Regions from separate parts of the Homo sapiens genome. Here region 1 is linked to region 2. Evidence: read pairs that join two places in POLR2A ChIA-PET (ENCODE). Cell type or tissue: HCT116. All regions are shown on one strand. Each heading gives the region's core, and the rest is flanking DNA. Links, peaks and the distances in the headings are about the cores only.

Evidence for each region. Peaks named below come from ENCODE experiments on the same cell type or tissue, not always from the same donor. Only the 100,000 strongest peaks of a DNase experiment are listed, where the experiment ranks them.
Region 1: POLR2A ChIA-PET joins it to region 2 with 5 read pairs; 3 of 35 experiments call an interaction of 5 or more read pairs at or near these places.

Annotation. Positions count from the first base shown.
Region 1 is chr1:9,468,695-9,473,074 of GRCh38, reverse strand. No RefSeq gene overlaps it. Among named protein-coding and RNA genes, the nearest start is that of LINC02606, 42 kb to the right of the region's middle. In HCT116, for the core only: no CTCF peak of the experiment used is centred there; no DNase peak of the experiment used is centred there.
Region 2 is chr1:9,387,241-9,391,620 of GRCh38, reverse strand. No RefSeq gene overlaps it. Among named protein-coding and RNA genes, the nearest start is that of LINC02606, 40 kb to the left of the region's middle. In HCT116, for the core only: no CTCF peak of the experiment used is centred there; a DNase peak (open chromatin) is centred at 2,600; H3K4me3 peaks cover 621 bases.

The sequences.
Region 1 (4,380 bases), core at 253-4,252, 81 kb before region 2:
AGGACAATCAGACCTTCTGAGCCAAGACTTTAGTGGCGGTTTATGATTTGGATGCTTTGGGAATGGGTGAGGCCAACAGTTTCCACTTCCCTGAGGGCAGCCGAGTTGTAAACCCGAAAAGATGTTCTGCACATCTGCCACAGCTGCCTGGCCAGGGAGCGCTGGGATACGCCTGGGAGGGTGTGTTCCCAGGGCTGGAGTCCTATTCTCTCCTGCCTTCGTCTATAAAAAGAATGATTTGCAGATGGGGAAACTGAGGCCCGGAGGAGTTAAGAACTTGCTATACACCTCCAAGTCAAACGGCATCTTGGCAAGAGAGGCAGGACCACAACTGAGAGTTTATCTTGGGCAAAGCTCTGCTCTGCTTCCTGCACCGGGGTCCTCGTCTTCTCGGGCTCTGTTGGGAATCTCACCTCCTCTGCTTCCTGGTTCCAGGATGGGCCTGAGGCATCTTTTAAGCCTTGGTGATGCTTACTTGTTGGCTTCAAGTTGTGATGGTAAAATAAATAAGCAAGAGGCTTGGGGAGCTCCAACCAGTCCTGCCGGCTGTTCCCAGATTCCCATTCAAAGCTGCGAAAGTGGCTTAAGTATTGTGAAGCCTGGAACTCTCACCTGGCGGGGGGGACAGGGGACAGGGGGCAGGTTAGGGGCTGAATGTGGCCTGGCTCCTGGCCTCTAGACACAGCTCTGTTTTCTTTGCCCTTGCCTTCTGAAGGCAAGCACGTCTCCTGACAGCAGAATTGTAGCTCTCGAACTCCCTCTGTGCCCATCCAGCCTTTACAGGTTGAGCAAACTTCCCCATGCTCAGGATTTGCATTCCTGGCCGCTACATTTCCAGAAAACTGAGCTAGAATTTCAGGAGCGTCTATTCAGAGTGGACGTCTGCAGCGAGCCTGGATCCCTGAGCATCCAGGACACAACCTGCTCCTAACCTGTCCCCTGTCCACCCAGGTGAGAGTTCCAGGCTTCACAGTACTTGAGCCACCTTTGTGGTTTTGAATGGCGACCTGGGAACAGCGGGCAGGACCGGTTGGAGCTCCCCAAGCCTCTTGCGTATTTATTTTACCATCACAACTTGAAGCCAATATTTAAGCATCACCAAGGCAACAGCCCAAATCTCCCGGCCCTTGGCCCCCATCCAGCCCCAAATGGTGGGGATGAGGGCGGGGTGGGGGGAGCAGGGAAAATGAGTCAACCGTCCCCCTGCCCTGCAACCACCTGGGAAAACAGTGACCCAAAAATCAAATCCCGGCTTCTCTTGCAAGGACATTGCTCGTTTTCCCGTGGTCCTACGACGGAGCGCTTTTAACACAGCAGAAGAGTCTCACAAGACCTCGGTGCTAATATTTTATTTTTGCGTTGTGGTTAGAGCCCACAGATTTTAAAAACTTCTTATTGAAGTTTGATATCCATGTACAAAGTGTACAAACCATAAGCATATACCCTTCACAAACTGCAATTTTTGCAAACAGAACACGCCCAGATCAAGGGTAGGCACACAGCCAACCCCCAGGAGTCCTCCTTACTCCCCAGTCCTTGTCACTGTACCCCCAAAGTGAGTGCCATTCTAACTTCTCATAGCACTGGTTGCTTGTTAGTTTATTTGTTTTCTGTTTCTTTTGTAACTTTTAAGTTCTGGGATACATGTGCAGGATGTATAGGTTTGTTACATAGGTAAGCGTGTGTCGTGTTCGTTTGCTGCACAGATCATCCCATCTCCTCACTGGCTACTTTTGCTTGTTTTTGTGCTTTATATAAATGGAATCATACACTCTGTTCTCTCCTGGGTTGAAGCCAGTGGGATTTTTAGGCTTGAGTTGCCCTCCTCACCTCCAGCTCCGGGGAGGAGAGAATAAAGGAAGTAGAAGGCACATTCTTATTTATTTATTTATTTGAGATGGAGTCTTGCTCAGCTGCCCAGGCTGGAGGGCAGTGGCACGATCTTGGCTCACAGCAACTTCTGCCTCCTGGGTTCAAGCGATTCTCCTGCTTCAGCCTCCGAAGTAGCTGGGATTACAGGTGCCTGCCTCCACACCCAGCTAATTTTTGTATTTTTAGTAGAGATGGGGTTTCACTGTGTTGGCCAGGCTGGTCTTGAACTCCTGATCTCAGGTGATCCGCCTGCCTCAGCCTCCCTAAGTGCTGGGATTACAAGCCAAGCCACTGCGCCCGGCCTGAAGGCACTTTCCCTGTGCCCGCAGGCCATGGTCTTAATTATTTTAAAGGGCCCAGCATCATTTTCCCATGTACCGTGTAACTGGGGTTTGTATCCGCCTGGCGTCAGTTTGGAGGATGGAGAGTAGTGCCGCATCACTAACAAGCTTGAGGCGGGTTGAGGGATCTCTGGAACCCTGGCCCCCAAAGCCTTCATTTCTCCTGGCAGGATGCTGGGGGCAGCTCCATAGTCTTTGCAGCCAGGGTATCCCTCCATTGCAGGGTGGGCTCCAGCCACTCCTTTTTTTTTTTTTTTTTTTTTTGAGATGGAGTCTCACTTTGTCCCCCAGGCTGGAGTGCAGTGGTGCAATCTTGGCTCACCGCAACCTCTGCCTCCCAGGTTCAAAGGATTCTCTTGCCTCAGCCTCCCGAGTAGCTGGGATTACAGGCACACACAACCATGCCCAGCTAATTTTTGTATTTTTAGTAGAGACGGGGTTTCACCATGTTGCCCAGGCTGGTCTTGAACTCCTGACCTCAGACAATTCACTGGCCTTGGCCTCCCAAAGTGTTGGTATTAGAGGCGTGAGCCACTGCACCTGGCCGGCCTGCCTGCCTGCCTGCCTGCCTGCCTTCCTTCCGTTCTTTTCTTTCTTTCTTTCCCTCCCTCCCTCCCTTCCTCCCTCTCTTTCTTCTTTCTTTCTTCTTTCTTTCTTTCCTTTCTTTCTTCCTTCCTTTCTTTCTTTCTTTCTTTCTTTCTTTTCTTTCTTTCTTCTTTCTTTCTTTCTTTCTTTCTTCTTTCTTCTTTCTCCTTCCTTCCTTCCTTCCTTCCTTCCTTCCTTCCTTCCTTCCTTTCTTTCCTTTCTCTCTGTCTCTCTCTCTCTTTCTTTCTTTGATGTTTTTGAGATGGAGTTTCGCTCTTATGGCCCAGGCTGGAGTGCAATGGTGCAATCTCGGCTCACTGCAACCTCTGCCTCTCAGGTTCAAGCAATTCTCCTGCCTCAGCCTGCCAAGTAGCTGGGATTACAGGTGAGCACCACCACACCTGGCTAATTTTATATATTTTTTAGTAGAGACATGGGGGGTTTCACTATGTTGGTCTGGCTGGTCTCAAACTCCTGACCTCAAGTGATCCAACCCACCCTGGCCTCCCAAAGTGCTGGGATTACAGGCATGAGTCACCACGCCCAGCCCCTATTTTTTATTTCTTTATTTTTTGAGACAGAGTCTCTCTCTATTGCCTAGGCTGGAGTGCAGTGGTGCAACTTTGGCTTACTGCAATCTCAGCCTCCTGGGTTCAAGTGACTCTCCTGTCTCAGCCTCCCAAGAAGCTGGGACTACAGGCATGCACCACCATGCCTGGCTAATTTTTGTATTTTTAGTAGAGATGGGATTTCACTGCGTTGGCCAGGCTGGCCTCGAACTCATGACCTCAAGTAATCCACCCACCTTGGCTTCCCAAAGTGTTGGGATTATAGGCGTGAGCCACCATGCCCGGCCTTTATTTCTTTTTTGAGATAAGGTCTCATTCTGTCGCCTAGGCTTGAGTGCAGTGGCGCAATCACAGCTCACCACAGCTTCAGCCTCCTGGGCTTAACTGATCCTCCCCTGCCTCAGCCTCCCGAGTAGCTGTGATTAAATGTGTGTGGCACCACACTTGCTAATATTTTGATTTTTTTGTAGAGATGGGGTCTTGGTATGTTGCCCAGGCTGGTCTTGAACTTCTGGGTTCAACTGATTCTCTTGCCTTGGCCTCCCAAAGTGCCAGGATTACACATGTGAGCCACTGCACCCATCCTGCATATGACATTTCAAAAAATATAAGGAGAACAAACATGACAAGGGGAAAAAATGTATCTAAACGTTTCTAACTGCTCTTGATTTCTTTCTTTTTTTTTTTTTTTTTGAGATGGAGTCTCATTCTGTCGCCCAGGCTGGAGTGCAGTGGCACGATCTCTGCTCACTACAACCGCAGCCTCCCAAGTTCAAGTGATTCTTCTGACTCAGCCTCCTGAGTAGCTGGGATTACAGGCAACTGCCACCATGCCCGGCTAGTTTTTTTTGTATTTTTAGTAGAGATAGGGTTTCACCATGTTGGCCAGGTTGGTCTAGAACTCCTGACCTAAGGTGATCCACCCGCCTCAGCCTCCCAAAGTGCTGGGATTACAGGTGTGAGCCACCGCACCCGGCCAACTAACTCTTGATTTCTGTACTTACTTTGTGGCA
Region 2 (4,380 bases), core at 265-4,264:
ACTCCAACTCCCAGGTTCAAGCGATTCTCCCGCCTCGGCCTCCCAAATAGCTGGGATTACAAGTGCCTGCCACCATGCTGGGCTAATTTTTGTATATTTAGTAGAGACGGGGTTTCGCCGTGTTGGCCAGGCTGGTCTTGACTTCAGGTGATCCAACTGTCTCAGCCTCCCAAAGTACTGGGATTACAGGCATGAGCTACCGTGCCTGGGTTCAAACGCTGATCTTAGGAGCAGTTTAGGAAGGGACAGAATCTTGTAGACTCCAGGTGCATGACTCCTAAACCATCATTTCTAATCTTGTGCCTAATGTTAGTCCTGCAAAGGCAATCTAGTCCCCAGGCAAGAAGGAGGTCTGCTTTGGGAAAGGGCTGTTACCATCTTTGTTTAAACTATAAACCAAATTTCTCTCAACGTTAGTTCAGCCTACGCCCAGGAATGAACAAGGACAGCTTGGAGGCTAGAAGCAAGATGGAGTTGGTTAAGTTAGATCTCTTGCACTGTCTCAGTCATAATTTTGCAAAGGCGGTTTCAGCAGGGGTCCTCCCATGCTGAGGAGGGGTAAGGGGACAGTCAGAAGCTGCTTGGGGAGGGACAGGCAAGCACCTGGATGTTTTGTGTTGGATGGAGAAGACACAGCCTACCACATGGGAATTGTCCCCCTGTTGAAAAAGCCAAACTCTGTAAAATATTTGAAGAGATTTGTTCTGAGCCAAATGTGAGGACCAAGACCAGGACATAGCCCAGGAGGTCCTGAGAACCTGTGCCCAAGGTGTTTGGATTACAGCTTGGTTTTCTGTGTTTTAGGGAGACATAAGAGGCATCAGCAACACACGTGAGGTATGCATTGGTTCAGTCCAGGAAGGTGGACAACTTGGAGGGTGGGAGTGTGGGGCAGTGGGGGCGTGGCTTACAGGTCACAGGTGAATTCAAAGATTTTCTGCTTGGCAATTGGTTGAAAGAGTTATATTATCGAAAAACCTGGAATCAGTAGAAAGGAGTGTCTGGGTCAAGGTAAGGGGTTGTGGAGACCAAGCTTCTAATAAAGTCTCCTGGGTGAGTGCCCTTAGAGACAGTAGATGGCAAGTGTTTCCTACTCAGATCCTTAAAATGTGCAAGACTCTCAGTTAATCTCTTCAGGATTGGGAGGGCCTAGAAGGAGGTAAAAACTTAGTTATGTTAATAGAGATTCTTTACAGATGCAAATTTCCCCACTCAGGCTGGAGGGCAGTGGGTGATTAGGGCTCACTGCAGCCTCCACCTCCCAGGCTCAAGCCATCCTCCTACCTCAGCCTCCCCGAGTAGCTGGGACTACAGACATGCTGGGACCACCATGTTGGCTATTTATTTTATTTTTTTTTATAGAGACAGGGTTTCACCATGTTGCCCAGGTTGGTCTTGAACTCCTGGGCTCAAGCGATCCTCTTGCCTCAGCCTCCCAAAGTGCTGAGATTACAGACATGAGTCATCACGCTTGACGGATTTCCTTCTTTATCTGTTTCTTTATCTGTCATGCGATGTTACGTTGGAGTCAGGTTGAAAAGTGAGCCACATTAGATCAGGTGAACTAAAACCCATCTGATGAGATTCTACGGTTTCTAGGGTGTGACTTCTGTAAACCAAAGGGTACCTGAGACAAGTCTTAATTTAGGAAGTTTCTTTTGCCAAGGTTAGGACACGCCTGTGACACAGCTTCAGGAGGTCCTGATGACATGTTTATTATACAAGGGGATCAGGGCACAGCTTGGTTTTATACACTTTAGGGAGACATGAGACATCAGTCAATATATGTAAGATGTACATTGGTTTGGTCTGGAAAGGTGGGACAATTCGAAGTGGGGAGGGGGCTTGCAGGTCACAGGTAGATTAACAGAAAAATGGTTGCATTCTTTTGAGTTTCTGATGAGCTTTTCCAAAGGAGGCAATCAGATATGCATTGATCTCAGTGAGCAGAGGATGACTGAGTTCGGTCTGTCCTTTGTCCACAAGGAATTTCCTTGTGGACAAATTGTGAGGGAGGTATGTAGCCTTTTTTTTTTTTTTTTTTTTTGAGGTGGAGTCTCACTCTGTCGCCCAGGCTGGAGTGCAGTGGCGCGATCTCGGCTCACTGCAAGCTCCGCCTCCTGGGTTCACACCATTCTCCTGCCTCAGCCTCCCGAGTAGCTGGGACTACAGGTGCCCGCCACCACGCCCAGCTAATTTTTTGTATTTTTAGTAGAGATGGGGTTCCACCATGTTAGCCAGGATGGTCTCGATCTCCTGACTTTGTGATCCACCCACCTCAGCCTCCTGAAGTGCTGGGATTACAGGCGTGAGCCACCGTGCCCGGCCATTTAGTTTTTTGTTTTTTTTTTTGTTTTAATCTTAGTAGCTTTTTTTTTTAAGGAATAGAGTGGGAGGCAGGTTTGCCCTAAGCAGTTCCCAGCTTGACTTTTCCCTTTAGCTTAGTGATTTTGGGATCCCAAGATTTATTTTCCTTTCACACTCCCTAGGCCCCTTAGGTAGGAATTTGGGCAAGAGAGAAAAAAGGTCAGAATTTAGTCCTCACCCCCGACCTGGTCCCAAAGACTTCAGCACCATAAATCTTCCCCAGGGACAGATGACTCAGCTCCACCCCGGCTGGCCAAGCTGCTGCTTCAAAGTGTGCCCTTCCAGCTTCAGGCACTGTGGCCCCAGATGCTCCCCACGGAGGCTCTGGAGGAACCCTGCCTACCATAATCAGGCTATGTGACCCTGGACCGCCCTTGAACCCTCTGGGCCTCAGCTTCTCCTGCTGTAAAAAGGGGACTTGCTCCCCTTTTTTGAGAGGCTCTAGTGGGACTTCGGATGTTAGCAGATTACCCAGGCCTTAGGAGATATTCAGCAAGTGCCACGCCCAAATCTAAAACCCCAGCCTCTGAGCTTCCCCAGGGGTGCAGCAGAGTGGGGCACTCGACACTTATCCTGTCTGTGGACGTCTCCCTTTTGTCTCCTCTCAGATCAGCTTGTGCCTGGACGGCCTGGAGGCCCAGGAAGTCAGAGCGGCTGGCCAAACGCTGCCTTTGTCACCCTCAACATCCTCAACAAATGCTTGTTTGAGTGGCTGATGTGCGAGCTGGGAGGGCTTTGTTTATTCCAGATCGTGCATTGAATAAATACGTCTTGAGCTAACACAGTGCCAGGCAGCGCGGGGCACAGAGAGGCTGAGGGGACAAGGCATGGCTCGGAGTCAGAACAGTCTCTGTCTGAACCCTGGCCCTGCCTCCTGACAGCTGTGAGTCACGCTTTGGTCAAACCTTTCCCCTTTTGTGCCTCAGTTTCCCCCTCTATAAAAAAGAGGACAGAACTGCAACCTCGTAGGAGTGCTGTCAGCATTAAATGAGGTGGAGTGTTCTGGGGGGCTTTGCGTGGGGCTTTCGGAGCTGGTTTATGGAATAGCCTGGAGTCTTTTGATTTTTCCTCCAGTCCCTGCCTGCCAGCTGTGCAAGGTCAAACTACTCTCCCTGTTCTTTGACTCACAGATTTTCCTATCATTTTCATTTTCTTTTCTTTTTTTTTTTTGAGACAGAGTCTCACTTTGTCACCCAGGCTGGAGTGCAGTGGTGCAATCTCGGCTCACTGTAACCTCTGTCTCTTGGGTTCAAGCGATTCTTGTGCCTCAGCCCTCCCAAGTAACTGGGATTACAGGTGTGTGCCACCATGCCCGGCTAATTTTTTTTTGTATTTTTAGTAGAGATGGGGTTTCCCCATGTTGGCCAGGCTGGTCTCGAACCCTTGACCTTAAGTGATCCACTGGCCTCGGCCTCCCAGAGTTCTGGGATTACAGGCGTGAGCCACTGCGCCCGGCCCCCATCATTTTCAAATGTAAAATGCTCAGGCCTGTGTATTGAAATGCTCTGGTCTCTTCTTCATTCTTCCCTTCTGCTTCTGTTTTAGCTCTTCCCGTGTGTTGGGGAAGGGAGGGTTGGCAACAAGTCAAGAGACCTGCCGGTTTGGTCCTGCCCTGGTCCTGGTCCTTTCTAGAGGGGCCATCTTCACCCCCATTCTTCCCTCCATTCCTGTCCCTGGGGAGGAGGGATGAACGGCTGGTCTTCCCTTCTTTTCTTCGCCCTTCCTTGTTTCGTAACCCACTTGCATCTCCCAGTATTTTCTCCGACTCCCCTCCTCGCAGCTGGGACGGGGAGACATTTGGTGGGGCAGGAAGCTGGGGGCGCAGCAAAGCTGGTTCCACGGCCCCCACAGGTGAGGGGACACCTGGCCTGGTGATCAGTCTCTGTGTCACGACGTGGGTAGAAGCTGGGGCCACAGGAGGCTTTCACTCGCTCCTCTTCTAACATCAGTACTATTGAATACTTGGGCAGAGAGGCATTTTCTTCTTGCTTTGTGCACTGTTGGTGTAAGGGG